Regions from separate parts of the Homo sapiens genome. Here region 2 is linked to region 1. Evidence: read pairs that join two places in POLR2A ChIA-PET (ENCODE). Cell type or tissue: CD4-positive, alpha-beta T cell. All regions are shown on one strand. Each heading gives the region's core, and the rest is flanking DNA. Links, peaks and the distances in the headings are about the cores only. Region 1 overlaps ACTN4 (actinin alpha 4). Region 2 overlaps RYR1 (ryanodine receptor 1).

Evidence for each region. Peaks named below come from ENCODE experiments on the same cell type or tissue, not always from the same donor. Only the 100,000 strongest peaks of a DNase experiment are listed, where the experiment ranks them.
Region 2: POLR2A ChIA-PET joins it to region 1 with 11 read pairs; 6 of 35 experiments call an interaction of 5 or more read pairs at or near these places.

Annotation. Positions count from the first base shown.
Region 1 is chr19:38,652,805-38,660,804 of GRCh38, reverse strand. The region is part of intron 1 of ACTN4 (actinin alpha 4); the gene reads right to left. Among named protein-coding and RNA genes, the nearest start is that of ACTN4, 9.2 kb to the right of the region's middle. RefSeq lists enhancers at 1-547, 2,329-2,974, 5,186-6,054, 6,055-6,923, 7,462-8,000 and a silencer at 5,017-5,066. In CD4-positive, alpha-beta T cell, for the core only: no CTCF peak of the experiment used is centred there; DNase peaks (open chromatin) are centred at 2,784, 3,964, 5,163 and 7,634; H3K4me3 peaks cover 423 bases; H3K27ac peaks cover 1,135 bases.
Region 2 is chr19:38,573,319-38,583,480 of GRCh38, reverse strand. It overlaps RYR1 (ryanodine receptor 1), which reads right to left. Exons shown (of 106, transcript NM_000540.3): 97 at 7,520-7,562; 98 at 5,433-5,563; 99 at 5,277-5,337; 100 at 3,353-3,499; 101 at 2,977-3,111. Among named protein-coding and RNA genes, the nearest start is that of MAP4K1-AS1, 18 kb to the left of the region's middle. RefSeq lists an enhancer at 3,429-3,930. In CD4-positive, alpha-beta T cell, for the core only: no CTCF peak of the experiment used is centred there; a DNase peak (open chromatin) is centred at 3,980.

The DNA.
Region 1 (8,000 bases), core at 1-8,000:
TCAAATCCTGGCACTGTCACAGGGGCAAGTGGCTTAAAGGCCCATGGATCCATTTCTGCATGTAAGGGTAACAACACCTGCTTCACAAGATTATACAAGTGAGTCCATGGGTCGGGCATGGTGGCTCGCGCCTGTAATCCCAGCACTTGGGGTGGCTGAGGCGGGTGGGTCACCTGAGGTTGGGAGTTCAAGGCCAGCCTGACCAACAAGGAGAAACCCCGTCTCTACTAAAAATACAAAAATTAGCCAGGCATGGTGGCACGTGCCTGTAATCCCAGCTACTCGGGAGGCTGAGGCAGGAGAATTGCTTGAACCCAGGAGACGGAGGTTGCAGTGAGCCAAGAACACGCCATTGCACTCCAGCCTGGGCAACAAGAGCGAAACTCAGTCTCAAAGGAAAGAAAAAAAAACAAAAACCAGTCAGTCCATGGGAAGCACTTAGAATAGTGTCTAGCACAAGGTAAAATGCTAGCTGTTATTTAATTTATTGCACATAATCCTATCTGAAGTTACCTTGTTCATTATCTATATGCATGCTGTCTCCCCCACCAGCCTGTGATAGATCAAGAACGTGTAGAAATAAGGCTGGGGGCGGTGGCCCATGCCTGTAATCCCAGCACTCTGGGAGGCCAAAGCGGGTGGATGACCTGAGGTCAGGAGTTGGAGACCAGCCTGGCCAACATGGCAAAACCCTGTCTCTACTAAAAATACAAAAATTAGCCGGACATGATGGCCACGCCTGTAGTCCCAGCTATTTGGAAGGCTGAGGCAGGAGAATAATAGCTTGAATCTGGGAGACAGAGGCTGCAGTGAGCTGAGATCCTGCCACTGCACTCCAGCCTGGGCAACAGAGCAAGACTCCAACTCAAAAAAAAAAAAAAAAGATCATATAGAAATAAGATGGAGGAAGTTTTGCATTTGATCATCTGATTTCCTTGGTAGCCACAACCAATCCCAAATAAGGGGGCACACTCCCCAAAGACCCTCACTGCCCATACTCTGACATAATTGAACCCACAGAGCTTGAGCTGCTGCTCAGAAGTCTCATGTTTAAACTATGCTTGGAATGTCTGATAGGAACATGCATTTATTTTTAGGCAAGAAAGTTGTCTCCTAAGCTAACCCTGTGGCCCCAGAGCAGGCCGTATTTGGCAAGAACTGCTTTGTGCTTGTTTATTAAAGAGGCCCAAAACTTTCTCAACTCTAAGGTAGCTGCTAAGAGAACTCGGTGCGCTGTGAGTCTTATATTTTTATGGTCAAAGTTTGCTTCCTGTGAATCTCTGAGGTGTTTCTACAAGGCTAATAGGAGTCAAGTGTCACCCCTTACCTTCCACAGCTTCAAGCCACAATCTATTAACCAATCATCCCTCAATTGGCTCACAGCTCTCAATGGATTCAATTCTATCCTATGGCTTGTGCCTCATCAGTGTTAATGAAAGTTACAAAGGGGCTGGGCGCGGTGGCTCATACCTGTAATCCCAGCACTTTGGGAGGCCTAGGTGGGCATTACGAGGTCAAGGGTTCAAGACCAGCCTGGCCAACATGGTGAAACTCCGTCTCTCCTAAAAAATACCAAAACTAGCTGGGCGTGGAATGCATGCCTGTAGTCCCAGCTACTCGGGAGCCTAAGGCAGGAGAATCACTTGAACCCAGGATGCGGAGGTTGCAATGAGCCGAGATTGCACCACTACACTCCAGCCTGGGTGACAGAGTAAGACTCCGTCTCAAAAAAAAAAAAAGAAAAGAAAAGAAGAAAAAAAAGTTACAAAGGGAAAGGGAAAATTAGTTCAAAAAATGGCCAAGAAGGCCCTCCCCTAACCGGTCTAGGTATTTCATCTCACCCCACCATGAGACACAGTGTCGGGTGATTATAGCCGACATTCTTGAAAAAGACATTTAGAGACAGCCCTTTCTGTTTTACACAGACAAGTCCTACCACAGTCTTGGCAGTGTAGCTCAAACGATCCAAAAAAAAAAGTAACTGCCTCACAATCCTGGTGATGTTTACCGTCTGGATACCTTCCAGGACTTGAATATCTGAATCATGACTGGTTCGTAGACAGCCTGTAAGAAGGGTCGATTCATCTGACTGCCCTTGAACCGGCCTGGCAAGTTGGCTCTTCCAGACATTTTGAATTTTGAAACTGACTGTATTTCATAGGCCAGAACTGGAAGATCACAGAAGTCTTCAAATCTCTGACCCTTCCAAATGCAAGGCATACCAGTAACAGCCAAAGAAGCACTTTGTGAAAGTGTTTAATATTTTCATCCAATATATAGTTTAAGGCAAGGTACTCATTTTCTTAAAGAAAAGCAGGGAGTGACAGAGAGAAAAGGATTTGCTGTTAGATTTGGATTAGGGAGGATGTGGATTTAAAAAAAAAGTTACTTGTGCTTGGGATTTGTGGGAAATTTAGAGTTCTTTTTAATTTATCAGTGTTTGTGGAAGTAGGCAAAAGATACAGGCATATTTTGTCCTATTATTAAGAAGTCACATAGCTGAGATTCCAGTTCCAAACTCCTAGAGAAAAAAAGCACTCTTCTAGGCTACAAAGCCAGCAGCGGATTTCATGGAGTGCTCTCCTTTTTCTTCTCCCTCTCTCATGCACAAATGCACACTCCTCATCAACACAATCAACTGGCCCAACTCCTGCCCCGAGGACAGAGGGCCTTCATCCCCTACCTGGCAAGGCTGCTGTGCCTGTAGGTATTTTCCTGTGATACCAAGTGGCAGGATCTTTTTTTCTGCCCGGGGCCTAACACTCCACCATTAGCACTGCCTCTGGTATGAGGGCACTCCCCAAAACAGTAAGTAAGCAACTTGGTTTCCATGGTGATAGCAACTAAATACCTTTTACTCACACCCAGATGGAGATTGATCATAGAATAGTAATTTGTTAACCGTTACACATACTGAGGCCTTGATGACACCAACTGAAGTCAGCTTCCACCACTGCCCTTGGCCTTGGTAAAAGAAGGCCTGTCATTTTGCTAAGGCAGGCTGTAGACCCACAGTCCTCTTATTGTGACGTCCCCCTCAGGCAACTTCCCAGCATGTCCAGATGCCGAACCACCTGCGAGCTTCCTTCCAAGATGCCTCTCCTAACCTCAAACTGGCCTTCACCACCGAAACGAAGTGTGTATTTAAAAAAGGAAAAGAAAGAAAGAAAAAAGAAATGCATCTATTTCACTTCCTGCAGTCCCCTCAATCTGTATAGCTGTAATTAAGACATTATTAGAACTGGAATCAGTCATTACTACTCAGGAGGTAAGATATTAAAACTCTTTATCTTGGGCTTTTTGCAGATTAAAAGCCTGGGCAACATAGTGAGACCCAGTCTTTACAAAAAATTTAAAAATTAGTTCGGGCACAGTGGCTCATGCCTGTAACCCCAGCACTTTGTTGGGCCAAGGTGGGTGGATCGCTTAAGGTCAGGAGCTCAAGACCAGCCTGGCCAACATGGTGAAACCCTGTCTCTACTAAAAATACAAAAATTAGCTGGGCGTCGTGGCGCGCGCCTGTAATCCCAGCTACTTGGGAAGCTGAGGCAGGAGAATCACTTGAACCGGGGAGGCAGAGGTTGCAGTGAGCTGAGATCGTGCTACTGCACTCCAGCCTGGGTGACAGAGTGAGACTCCATCTCAAAAAAAAAAAAAATTAAAATTAGCTGGCCATGGTGGTGCACACATAATCCCAGCTACTAGGGAGGCTGAGGCTGAAAGATCCCTTGAGCCCAAGAGTTCAAGGCTGCAGTGAGTTATGATTAGGCCACTGCACTCCAGCCTGGGTGACAGTGAAACCCTGTCTCTAAAAAATCAAAACAGAACAAAAACCAAATGTGTTCCCTTCAGACATGGAAAACACAAAGTGGGGTATACTGCCTGCCTTCTGTGCTTCCTCTGATCCACCTAGACTGTGGCTTCCACCCACTCTCAAAAGACATCAGGGAGGGGAAAAGATGAAAAGAAAAACCCACTAGAAAGCTAGTGACAGACATCACTCAGCCCCACACCTTTGGGGGGGAAACTTTAAAAAACATAAAACAAACCACAAAGTCTTCTTTATTCCTGCCTGAAGCTGAAGACACAAATGCTATTGTATTGCTGGTGTTCTAGCATCCCATTCAATCATTGCAACACCATCCACGATATTTCCCAAGATGACTTCATTGTGTTCTGCAGGGTAGTAACTGCCGCTTCCAACTACTTCTGCCCCATGTGGATAGTTCCACTGGAAGACAAAGAATCTGTTCTGCTCTGATATTTGGAAGAAAAACATTTAAATAAGCCTTGTTAACTCAGCAGGAGGGCACTGCTTTCCTTTCAAAATGTAGGGTTCAAATCCGATGAAGGGGTGGCAGTGTGCTTTCTTCGTGGGAGGGGCCCAACTCTAAGAAGAAAACTGGAGCCTTAAGAGAAAAAGTTGGCTGGGCGTGGTGACTCACACCTGTAATCCCAAGACTTTGGGAGGCTGAGACCAGACTGGGCAACACAGCAAAACCCCATCTCTACAAAAACACAAAAATCAGTCAGGCGTGGTGGTGTGCACCTCTAGTCCCAGCTACTTGGGAAGCTGAGGTGGGGGGATGGCTTGAGCCCGAGGTCAAAGCTTCAGTGAGCCAAGATTGTTCCACTGCACTCCAGCCTTGGTAAAAAGAGTGACACCCTGTCTCAAAAAAAAGGAACAAAGGCAAGAAAAACGAAGAAAGAAAAAAGTTGTGTGAGGAACAAATGATAAACCCACATTTCTTACAGCTAGCCCTCTGTATCCATGGGTTCTCTATCTGTGAATTCAACCAACAATGGATCGAAAATACTGGAAGAAAAAAAATGAATGGTTGCATCTGCACTGAACATGTACATATTTTTGTCATTATTTCCTAAACAGCACAGTGTAACAACCATTTACGTAGCATTTAGCATTAGGTTATAAGTAATCTAGAGATGATTTAAAGTATTCAGGAGGATGTGCATAGTTAAAATGCAAATTACACATCGTTTTATCTTACATAAGGAACTTGAGCATCTGTGGATTTTGGTATATAAGGGGGTTCCTGGAACCAATCCCCCACAGATACTGAGAAATGACTGTATTTTCAATGTGTCCTGGTTTCTTACAAAACCTCAAAAGCACTAACACTTGAAACTGAAGATGAATCAAGCATCATCCAGTCATGAGCCATATGTTCGAGTCTAGTATGGCCGGATGACACACAGAGCCAAGAGGGGCTGTGTGCTCCTGGACAAGGTGCTGCCCTGCCCACCTCGACCAGATGAGATCAAGTTTTTTTCCCAAGTGTGACATACACACATGGAAAATTTTAAGGGTTATCTACACCTTACATTACACCCTGAATCACATTGAGAAAGTTATTTCCTTTGATTCTCTTGTAAACCTGATGACTTCAAAGAGAAAGTCTCTGCTTGGTGCTGGTGGGTCTTTAACACCTCACCAACACTTGCCAATCCCTTTCTAACAAAGGGAGCAGGCCTCAAGCCTGGGGGGCCTTCAGCCCGAGTGGTAACCACCTGGAAACAACACTGTTTTGTTTTCAATGTGTTTATTTTTGCAGTTTCCTTCTATTATATTTATGGCCAGGGGAGCTGGGTTTTCCAGTTGCCATACTCTTGTCAGTTTTCCTTTCAAAACTTAATTTAAAATGCAAACTGATTCAAAGGAAATTATTATGTGTCTATAAAAGTGGTTATGGAAAATCACAAATGGCTGCAGTTTACGAAGGAAGGGGATAAGCACAGGGGGACTGCTCTGGCTGGGGAGCCTCACTCCTGGGGGAGGGGGAGAGAATGGAACTCATCCCAGGAAGGAAGGAGCCAGCACAACAACAGGTGGCAAACAGCAAATCCCACGTAAACTCACTCCACTCGCCTTCAGATAACACTTGCATAAATCACAACCAAGAAAAAGGCCACTGACCTCTTCCAGAGTAAACGCTGTTCAAACTAAAGGGAAGGCAGGCAAATTACACCAATCAGCTTCTAAGACTTTCCACGGACATTCCAAGTTAATGCCTCTCTTGTTTATGGAGAAAGGGGAGGGGAGGGACGTGAAAAAACACAACCAAAAAAAGGCACAACACCAAGACAAATGCCTCGGGGATTTTTATAATCCCAGGGAAACTGCTACTTGGATAAAACTTCCCATGCACTGATGTAAGGATGCTCTTGCCAGTTAAATATATGCAAAGATTTAACTCCTTTTCTTTTTCTTTTTTTTTTTTTTTTGAGACGGAGCCTTACTCTGTCGTCCAGGCTGGAGTGCAGTGGCGTGATCTCAGCTGACTGCAACCTCCACCTTCCAGGTTTGAGTGATTATCCTGCCTCAGCCTCCCCAGTAGCTGGGATTACAGGGGTGCACCACCGTGCCCGGCTAATTTTTTGCATTTTAGTAGAGATGGGGTTTCACCATGTTCGCCAGGCTGGTCTTGAAGTCCTGACCTCACGTGATCCACCTACCTCGACCTCCCAAAGTGCTGGGATTACAGGCGTGAGCCACCACACCCGGCGATTTCACTTTCTGGAGGAGGCGGGATCCTTCCCTGGGTCAGGTGGTTAATTTCTCCCCTTCATAAGATCCTTCTTTAAACAGAGGCTGGAATTTAAAATGATTCTGTTTCTCTTTGATTCATTGAAAGTTACACTCCTTGATGCCTGGGATACCGAGTAAAATGTAACTCATAGACCTTCTTGAAGAAAAGTTAAGTGATACCTGGGCCACTTTCAGACACTTTATAACAAATTCTGGCGCCTAGGCTGCCAACACTGTAAAACTAAGTTTCCTTGTAACTTGCTTTGATGTTTCCAAGTTTAAACCCATTCTAAAGAAGACTAATGAGCTCTCAAACTACCCAGTGATAGAAAGACTTCTTTCAAATCTCCACGGATGACAGTATTTGTATCTGCTCAAGTAGAAGCTTCCGTCTCTCTTGTAACAGGTCAGTGCTTCAGTTACCACTGCCATTGAATTACCCACTTGCTATCACTTGCCTCTTATTTCCATAAAAAAAGAAACGGAGGAAAAAACTGTTTAAGTTTTACCTTGTTTAAAAGTAACACGAGTGCTTTTGTTATTCTGTAAACTAAATACATAAATGAAGGCAAAGGAAGGAAACTGAGGGAAGGGAACAAAATGTGAGTGATGAAAACACGGAGTTCATTAAATGAAGGAATAAAGATAAAGCCGGGGAAAACACTGCTCTAGGATATACTAAGGCAAGGGAAGAGATAAACATGTTGATATTTCAGCTATTCAGAAAACCTGAACGAGCAAGTGATACTAGAGCAAACAGCTGTTCACTAATTATATTTGCCCTTCCCTTCTGCCCTTCAAAAAAGTAAAAGCAGCAGCAAGGGAATCTTTTTTTTTTTTTTTTAAAGAACAACCCTAAGGTCTGGTCAAAGGCTTGTACAATTCCCAGCACAACATAAATCAGTGTAGCAAAAACGGAAAGTGTTCATCTCAACGGTTTCAAATTCCTTGGGCCTTCCCAAATCAATTCTTTTTTGGCTCCATTCTGTTTGCTAACTAGCACTGGCAGATAACTTGTGCTACACTCAGTTCACTCTGAAAAAGGGCGCTGTCTGGCCAAAGTCTGCCATGACTGGAGCATATGTTGAAACAGCAGAACTCCCCACCCAGGAGGCTTAGACTTAAAACTTGTCCCCGCTCCCCTCTGTCATCTGATTTTTTTTTTTTTTTTTGAGATGGAGTCTTGTTCTGTCACTCAGGCTGGAGTGCAGTAGCGCGATCTTGGCTCACTGCAACCTCCACCTCTCAGGTTCAAGCGATTCTCCTGCCTCAGCCTCCCAAGTAGCTGGGATTACAGGCACCTGCCACCATGCCCAGTTAATTTTTGTATTATTGGTAGAGACGGGGTTTCACCATGTTGGCCAGGCTGGTCTCGAACTCCTGACCTCAGGTGATCTGCCCACCTCAGCCTCCCAAAGTGCTGGGATTACAGGCGCGAGCCACTGCGCCCGGC
Region 2 (10,162 bases), core at 1-8,000, 77 kb after region 1:
TTTGAGACAGAGTCTTGCTCTGTTGCCCAGGCTGGAGTGCTGTGGTGCAATATTGGCTCACTGCGACCTCCACCACCGAGTTCAAGAGATTCTCCTGCCTCAGCCTCCTGAGTAGTCGGGAATACAGGTGCGTGTCACCCCACCCAGCTAATTTTTGTACTTTTTTCTTTTTTTTTTTTTTTTGAGATGGAGTTTTGCTCTTGTTGCCCAGGCTGGAGTGCAATGGCGTGATCTCGGCTCACTGCAACCTCCGCCTCCGGGGTTCAAGAGATTCTCCTGCCTCAGCCTCCCAGGTAGCTGGGATTATAGGCGCCCACCACCACATCCCACTAATTTTTGTATTTTTAGTGGAGACAGGGTTTCACCACGTTGGCCAGACTGGTCTCAAACTCTTGACCTCAGATGATCCACCTGCCTTGGCCTCCCAAAATGCTGGGATTAAAAGCGTGAGCCACAGCGCCCGGCATACACTTGTTCTTTCCGTGTCCCCAGGATGTGAGAGAACACAGTCATCCTAGAGTAAAAACTAAGATAAGTGACTATAATGAGAACGAGGCTGTGGGCAGCGAGGCCGTGTCTGGAAGAGCCTCAGATGTCAGGTTGAGGAGCTGGACTTTGTCCTGAGAGCAGGGAGGAACCCACGGAGCCAGACTGCAGGACATCTTTGGAGATAAACCCCAGAAATGATTCTTTTAATTGTGGATTGTGGCCTGTGTCTCTAGTAAGTTCGCATCAATTTGGGTTATGATCACCATTATTAGAATAGAAGAGAAAATATAAATGTGCATTGAACGCTGGGTATACCTTGGGTGAAACTTTTTTTTAAACTTGACACAGAGTCTCAATGTGTTACCCAGGCTGGAGTGCAGTGGCGCAGTCATAGCACACTGCAACCTCAAACTCCTAAGCTCAAGCAATCCTCTTGCCTCAGCCTCCCACAGTGTTGGGATTACAGGCGTGAGTCACTGCGCCCGGCCTGGGTGAAACTTTTAATTGTGGATAATGATGATAGAAGCTAACATCTATATAATCCTGAGGATGTGCCAGGCACTAGTCTAAGTCTTTTTTTTTTTCCTTTTTTTTGAGACGGAGTTTCACTCTCGTTGCCTAGGCTGGAGTGCAGTGGCGCAATCTCGGCTCATGGCAACCTCCACCTCCCGGGTTCAAGTGATTCTCCTGTCTCAGCCTCCCGAGTAGCTGGGATTACAGGCATGCGCCACCATGCCCAGCTAATTTTGTATTTTTAGTAGATATGGGGTTTCTCCATGTTGGTCAGGCCGGTCTCAAACTCCCAACCTCAGGTAATCTGCCCCCCTCAGCCCCCCAAAGTGCTGGGATTACAGGCATGAGCCACCGTGCAAGGCAATGGTCTAAGTCTTTTAAGTCTTCGATAGCCAGGGAGCACCTATTAGTCCTAAAAGCAACTACTATTACACACTCATTTTACAGGTGAGGCCCCCAGGGCATAGGGAGGAGGTTGAGTAGCCTGCCCCAAAATCACACGGCTCATAAGTGGCAGGGGCACGCTCCCTGAGTACCTTTCCAATAATAATAGTTTGAAAAGCTCAAATAAGGCCGGGTGCAGTTGCTCACATCTGTAATCCCAGCACTTTGGGAGGCCGAGGTGGGTGGATCATTTGAGGTCAGGAGTTCGAGACAAGCCTGGCCAACATTGTGAGACCCCCCCACCTCCATCTCTACTAAAAATACAAAAATCAGCTGGGTGTGGTAGTGTGCGCCTGTAATCCCAGCTACTCAGGAGGCTAACGCAGGAGAATCACTTGAACCTGAGAGACAGAGGTTGCAGTAAGCTGAGGTCATGTCACTGCACTCCAGCCTGGGTGACAGAACGAGACTCTGTCTCAGGAACAACAACAACAAAAAACCTCAGCTCAAATAATATTGAAACAATGGCGAAGAGGTGTGGAGCACTCATATGCCTGGCACTGTTCAAAGTATCTGACATGGCCAGGTGCGGCGGCTCACACCTGTAATCCCAGCACTTTGGGAGGCCGAGGTGGGCAGATCACGACGGCACAGGCAGAGATGGAGACCATCCTGGCCAACATGGTGAAACTCCGTCTCTACTAAGAATACAAAAATTGGCCGGGCGCAGTGGCTCATGCCTGTAATCCCAGCACTTTGGGAGGCCCAGGCGGGCGGATCACCAGGTCAGGAGATCGAGACCATCCTGGCTAACATGGTGAAACCCCGGCTCTACTAAAAATACAAAAAATTTGCCAGGCGTGGTGGCGGGCGCCTGTTGTCCCAGCTACTCGGGAGGCAGAGGCAGGAGAATGGCATGAACCCGGGAGGCGGAGCTTGCAGTGAGCTGAGATCACGCCACTGCACTCCAGCCTGGGCCAGACTCTGTCTCAAAAAAAAAAGAAAGAAAGAAAATTAAGAATACAAAAAGTATCTGGGTGTGGTGGCATGCGCCTGTAGTCCCAGCTACTTGGGAGGCTGAGGCAGGAGAATCACTTGAACCCAGGAAGCGGAGGTTGCAGTGAGCTGAGATTGCGCCACTGCACTCTAGCCTGGCAACACAGTGAGACTCCATCTCAAAAAAAAAAAAAAAAAATGTGCCTGGCATGCATCAGCTTGCCAAACTGTAGGTACTATTTTCATTTTTTAGAGATAGGGTCTCTGTCTGTCTGCCAGGATGGAGTGTAGTGGCCCATTCGTAGCTCACTAAAGCCTCAAACTGCTGGGACCAAGTGATCCTCTTGCCTTAGCCTCCAGGCACACAACACAACACCCAGCTAACGTTTAAATTTTTTTTTATAGAGACAGGATTTTTGCTTTGTTGCCCAGGCTGGTTTCCAACTCCTGGACTCAAGTAATCGTCCCGCCTCGGCCTCCCGACGCACTGGGATTGCAGGCTGGAGGCACCACGCCCGGCCTGGAGGTACCATTATTAACTCCTTCAACAGATGCGAGAAGGAAGGGTCCCAGAGTGCTAGGGGAGGGGCTCACCGTCATCATGTCATCACACTTCATGTCAGGTTCATCCTCATCCTCGCTCTTGTTGTAGAACTTGCGGAAGAAGTTGAAGGCCACCACGGTGTACAGGTAGACGACCACCGCCAGAAGGCCCACGGTCATCACCAGCTGGGGGCAGGATGGGGCCAGGTCAGCTCCGCCCTGGGCTTGCCCTCCCCCCACCCTGCCCATGCTGGGTCCTGGCCCCGGTTCAGTCCCTGTGGCTCTACCTTGCTGCCCCACACACCCCCGGCTCAGCGCACCTGGCCTTGCCCCTCCTCAGCCCAGCTGCCCGGCCCTTATCCCTTCACCACCCACTGCCACGCTGGTCCCTGCTGGCCCACGCCCCACAGCCAGGTCCTCCCCACACCTGTTTCCCATTGTGGGTGACAGAGGACAGGATGGTGCGCAGCGTCTTGACCCCCATGGCGATGTCCAGGAGATGGGCAGCAAAGAAGAAGTTGTTGTAGTGTCCCAAGAGGGACATCACCATATACCAGCCCAGGTACAGGAAGGACTGTGGGCACACAGGGCCAGGGGTCAGGGGGAAGGCAGGGACACACGAGGAGCACTCTGGAGGGTAGGGGCCACTCGAGAGTCAGCTGTGCCCTGGGGGTCGGGTGCCAGCTCTGTTTGGGGAGTACATGGAGGATCAGGGCATTCCGGGTGAGAAGGCATCCTGCGGGGAGATGAGAGCCCCCTCCAGAAGGAAATAATCTGGCAATCTAAGGGCACACTGAGGGAGCCAAAGGATGTTCTGGGCCGGGTGTGGTGGCTCATGCCTGTATCCCCAGTGCTTTGGGGGGCTGAGGCAGGAGCATCACTTGAGGTCAGGAGTTGAAGACCAGTCTGGGCAACATAGCGAGACTCCATCATCTCTTCCTCTGTCTTTTTTTTTTTTTTTTTTTGAGATGGAGTTTCACACTTGTCACCCAGGCTGGAATGCTATGGCGCAATCTCAGCTCACTGCAACCTCCGCCTCTCAGGTTCAAGTGAAGGAGGCTAAGCCTGCCAAGTAGCTGAGACCACAGGTGTGGGTAACCACACCCAGCTAATTTTTTTTTTTTTTTTTTTGAGATGGAGTCTTAGTCTGTTGCCCAGGCTGGAGTGCAGTGTTGCAATCTCAGCTCACTGCAACCTCCGCCTCCCGGGTTCAAGCGATTCTCCTGCCTTAGCCTCCAAAGTAGCTGGGACCACAGGCGTGGGTCACCACACCCAGCTAATTTTTGTATTTTTAGTAGAGATGGGTTTCACCATGATGGCCAGGCTGGTCTCTAACTCCTGGCCTCAAGTGATCCACCCACCTCGGCCTCCCAACCCAAAGTGCTGGGATTACAGGCCTGAGCCACCGCACCTGGCCACTCTCTGTTTTTTGTTAGAGACAGGGTCTCGCTCTGTTATCCACGCTGGAGTGCAGTGGTGCACATGCAGCTCACTGAAACCTCTGCCTCCTGGGCTCAAGCCATCCTCCCACCGCAGCTTGTTGAGTGGCTGGGACTACAGGTGTGCACCACCACGCCTGGCTAATTTTTGTATTGTTTGTAGAGACAGGGTTTCACCGTCTCTACAAAAGTTGCCCAAGCTGGTCTTAAACGTTTGAGCTCAAGCAAACCTCTGCCTCCGCCTCCCAAAGTGCTGGGATTATAGGCCTGAGCCACTGTGCCTGTCTGCCTGGCTAATTTTTTGTGTTTTTGTTGTTGTTGTTGTTGAGATGGATTCTCATTCTGTCGCCCAGGCTGGAGTGCAGTGGTGCGATCTTGGCTCACTGCAGCCTCCACCTCCTGGATTCAAGCCATTCTCCTGCCTCAGCCTCCTGAGTAGCTGGGATTACAGGCACCTGCTGCCATGCCCAGTGCCAGGTTTGTCTTGAACTCCTGACCTCAAGTGATCTGCCTGCCTCGGCCTCCCAAAGTGCTGGGACTACAGGCGTAAGCCAGCACGCCCAGCCCCAGCTAATTTTTAAATTTTCTGTAGAGAGAGGATCTCACTATATTGCCCAGGCTGGTCTCAAACTCTGGGCTCCAGTGATCCACCAGCCTTGGCTTCTCAAAGTGTTGGGAGTACAGGCGTGAGCCACCACACCCAATCCCAGCTATTTAAAAAAAAATAGTAATAATAATACTAATAAGATGTCTAGGGGGATAAGGAGCCTTGTGTGGATAAGAAGATACCCTAGGGTCACAGCCACTCAGGGTCCCAGGAGTCATTCTTTGGTCAGGAACACCCGACGTTGGGAACCCTCCTAACGCCCCACCCCTGCAGAGTCCCTCCCCAGTCTGTGGGCCCCTGCTCACGTTGTCTGTGAAGATGACCCCGAACTTCCAGATCTGGTACTTGACATCGATGGACATGAGCCTGTGGGGGCGGGGGTGGGGAGAGATGCTTGAGTGTCAGACTCCAGTCACCTCCCCTGCATGCCCCAGGCCTGTGCAGGGGTGTCCTGGGCTCACCAGGTCAGCAGCCCTGGCGGCGGGTTGGGCTTGCGCTCATTGTGGGCTGTGATCTCTAGTGTGGCCAGGTCCATGCCCAGTAGCTCAGCAATCCGCTCCCGCCCGTAGATGTCCCCATGTTTGTCCAGGACCTGCACAAGAGAGCATCAGGCTGTGTAGACACAGCTGGAGTGTGGGTGTGTGTCGTGGCCTGCAAGGGGGTTCTGGGGACACTCCAAACTCTGAGTGAGAAATGGGAGGTGCATTTTTTTTTTTGAGACAGTCTCCCTCTGTCACCCAGGCTGGAGGGCAGTGGCGCCATCTCTGCTCACTGCAACCTGTGCCTCCCGGGTTCAAGCGATTCTCCTGCCTCAGCCACCTGAGTAGCTGGGATTACAGGCATGCACCACCATGCCCGGCTAATTTTGTATTTTTAGTAGGGACGGGGTTTCTCTGTGTTGGTCAGGCTGGTCTTGAACTCCTAACCTCAAGTGATCTGCCCTCCTTGGCCTCCCAAAGTGCTGGGATTACAGGCGTGAGCCACCGTGCCCAGCCCACTTTGTTTTTTTCTACAGCATTTATCACCACTGACATACTGTACTTGGGTTCATCATCTATCTTTCCAACTTGAAGGTCAGAATCACTGTTTTGTTTAACACGGGATCCCAGGTTTCTAAAACTGTTCCTGGCACATAATAGGTGCTCCGTAAATATGAGTGAACGAATTATAGTAACAGCCAACATATCTAGTGTTCTCCTATATGCCAGATACTGCTCATGTAGTACATAATACAACAACCCTGTAGGGTTGGCCGTATTATTACCCCACTTTGAGTATGAGGTACAGAAAGGTCAATAAGCCAGAAATAGAAAGGCAGGCAATCGGCTGGGCGCGGTGGCTCGTGCCTGTAATCCCAGCACTTTGGGAGGCCGAGGCGGGTGGATCACCTGAGGTCAGGAGTTCGAGATCAGCCTGGCCCACATGGCGAAACCCCGTCTCTACTAAAAATACAAAAATTAGCCAGACGTGGTGGTGGGTGCCTGTAATCCCAGCTACTCGGGAGGCTGAGGCAGGAGAATCGCTTGAACCCGGGAGGTGGAGGTTGCAGTGAGCTGAGATTGTGCCACTGCACTCCAGACTGGGTAACAGAGCGAGACTCCGTCTCAAAGAAAAAAACAAAAGAAAAGCAGGCAATCTGGTTCCAGAGTGTGTGTGCTTAAGACATATTGCTAACTTCCTCTCTTTCAACTAGTATTTCTCTCTTTTTTTGAGACGGAGTCTCGCTCTGTCACCCAGGCTGGAATGCAATGGCGCGATCTCGGCTCACTGCAGCCTCTGCCGCCCGGGTTCAAGTGATTCTCCTGCCTCAGTCTCTCAAGTAGCTGGGATTACAGGTGCCCAGCTAATTTTTGTGTTTTTAGTAGAGATGCAGTTTTGCCATGTTGTCCAGGCTGGTCTCAAACTCCTGACCTCAAGTGATCTGCCCACCTCGGCCTCCCAAAGTGCTGGGATTACAGGCGTGTGCCACTGCTCCTGGCCTCAACCAGTATTTCTTGAGTATTCACTCTGTGCCAGGCACTATGCTATGCTTTCTTATTTTTTGTTATTATTATTTTTTTTGAGATGAGGTCTCACTCTTTCACCCAGGCTGTAGTGCAGTGGTGCAATCTTGGCTCACTGCAACTTCTGCCTCCCAGGTTAAGCGATCCTCCCACCTCAGCCTCCTGAGTAGCTGGGACTACAGGCATGCGGTACCGTGCTAATTTTTTGTATTTTTGGTAGAGACGGCATTTTGCCATGTTGCCCAGGCTGCTGTGAAATTCCTGAGCTCAAGTGTTACATCCATCTCAGCCTCCCAAAGTTCTGGGATTACAGGCGTGAGCCACCACGCTTGGCCTTGATGCTCTGCTCTTTCCATGTGCCCATTCAAGAAAGGGAAGCAAGCTTACTATGCCCATCTCCCCATGGGGAAACTGAGGTGCTACTCAGAAAGGCAAAAAAACCTCTTGCCCAAGGTCACACACCAAGCAAGTGCTTGGCAGGCCTGTGATGGCCTGGTGGCAGGCAGGGACCCAATCCAGGACCCAGGGCATCCATGTCCTCTCACCTTGCGCTTGACAAACTTGTCCCAGTAGTTGCTAGGGAAAGACCTGCAGAGAGAGAGAGAGAAAGCGTGAGTATAAGATGTTAGGGCCAGAGGGATCAGAGCTGTCAGCCACGACAGGGTTGGCTGAAACTCCACTGTTTTTCTTTTTCCTTTTTTTTTGAGATGGAGTCTCACTCTGTTGCCCAGGCTGGAGTGCAGTGGTGTGATATCTGCTCACTGCAAACTTTGCCTCCCAGGTTCAAGCGATTCTCCTGCCTCAGCCTCCTGAGTAGCTGGGATTACAGGCGCCCACCACCACGCCCGGCTAATTTTCGTATTTTTAGTAGAGACGAGGTTTTGCCATGTTGGCCAGGCTGTTCTTGAACTTCTGACCTCAGGTGATGCCCCCACCCGCCTTGGCCTCCCAAAGTGCTGGGATTACAGGCGCCCACCACCACGCCCGGCTAATTTTTGTATTTTTAGTAGAGACAGGGTTTTGCCATGTTGGCCAGGCTGGTCTCAAACTTCTGACCTCAGGTGATCCCCCCTCCCGCCTTGGCCTCCCAAAGTGCTGGGATTACAGGCGTGAGCCACCTGCGCCTGGCTCCACTGCTTTTCTTGTAGGAACCTTGAACAGTGGGGACCCCACTGCCATCTTTGCTAGACCCCAAATGAGGCAGAGAATTTGCATTCAGAGCCAGATGTGCAAAAAAGACCTCAGAATGGCACTCTGATAAAGAGGCTCTGGCGTGGTGATGGGTGGGGAGGAGTCCAAAACAGCAGCCTAACTCAGCACCAACTCCAGTGCAACTGCCTGCTTCCTCATACTGGTTGATTTCATTTAATTTCATGATTCTGGCCCTTTATTCACCAGTTTTCCAAGTGACAAATTGATGCCCTAACATCCTCAAATATGGCCAACGAGTTTTTTTTTTTTTTTTTTGAGACGGAGTCTCGCTCTGTCGCCCAGGCTGGAGTGCAGTGGTGCCATCTGGGCTCACTGCAAGCTCCGCCTCCTCGGTTCACGCCATTCTTCTGCCTCAGCCTCCCGAGTAGCTGTGACTACAGGCACCCACTGCCACGCCCAGCTAATTTTTTTGTATTTTTAGTAGAGACAGGGTTTCACCATGTTAGCCAGGATGGTCTGGATCTCCTGACCTCGTGATCCGCCTGCCTCGGCCTCCCAAAGTGCTAGGATTGATTACAGATGTGAGCCACTGTGCCCAGCCACGAGTTTTGTTTTTTGAGAGGGTGGAGCGATGATTGATTATGAATTCACGGATTTGCAATTATTTGAAGTGCTTTGATTCATTGCACTTCCAATTCCTACTTGTTTTTTTTTTGGCCCCCAGACATAGGGTCTTGCTCTGTCACTCAGGCTGAAGGACAGTGGCATAATCATAGCTCACTGCAGCCTAGAACTCCTGGGCTCACGCCATCCTCCAGCCTCAGCCTCCCAAACAGCTAAGACTACAGGCATGCGCTAGCCAGGCTAGCATGTCTGGCTAACTTTTTAGTTTTTTTTTTCTAAAGATATAGGTCTCTCTATGTTGTCCAGGCTGGTCTTGAACTCCTGGGCACAAGGGATCCTCCTGCCTCAGCCTCCCAAAGTGCTGAGATTACAGGCGTGAGCCACTGAGTGCGGCCCCTAGGGCCCCTAATGATTTCTTTTCTTTCTTTTTTTTTTTTCCTTTCTTTTTCTTTTCCTTTTTTTTTTTTTTTTCAGATGGAGTCTCGCTCTGTTGCCCAGGCTGGAGTGCAGAGGCACAATCTCGGCTCACTGCAACCTCCACCTCGCAGGTTTAAGTGATTCTCATGCCTCAGCCTCCGGAGTAGCTAGGACCACAGGCACCCACCACCATGCCTACTTTTTGTATTTTTAGTAGAGACTAATTTTTGTATTTTTAGTAGAGATGGGGTTTCACCATGTTGGCTAGGCTGGTCTCGAACTCCTGACCTCAAGTGATCTGCCACCTTGGCCTCCCAAGTGTTGGGATTACAGGCATGAGCCATCGTGCCTGGCCATGTTTTTTTATTTTGCACTCATTGCACCTGAGTAAGAATCACACCTGGAGACAGGGTTTAAAACACGGGTTCCTGGGCTCACACCCCAGAGTCACTGAACAGGAACCTCCAGGCCTCAAGTCTAGGAATCTCTGTGTGCCAACCTCACCCACACAGATGCTGTAATGCATGGGAAATGTGCCTCTTTTATGGAAAGAAAGAGTAAGACTTGGGGAGAATGAGGCAGGGCCTGCAGGGACTGAAACCCTAGGTTTTTTTTTTTTTGTCTGGGGGGAAGGGGGTGGAATTTCACTCTTGTTGCCCAGGCTGGAGTGTAATGGTGCGATCTCGGCTCACTGCATCCTCCACATCCCAGGTTCAAGTGATTCTTCTGATTCAGCCTTCCCAGTAGCTGGGATTACAGGCGCCCGCCACCACGCCCAGCTAATTTTTGTACTTTTAGTAGAGACGGGATTTCACCATGTTGTCCAGGCTGGTCTCAAACTCCTGACCTCGTGATCCGCCCGCCTTAGCCTCCCAAAGTGCCGGGATTACAGGTGTGAGCCACCGTGCCCGGACCGAAACCCTAGTTTTTTGGGGTCCAGGCCTGGACTGGGTGGAAACCCAGGTCCCCTCCTGCTGCCACCCTGAGGTGGGGGC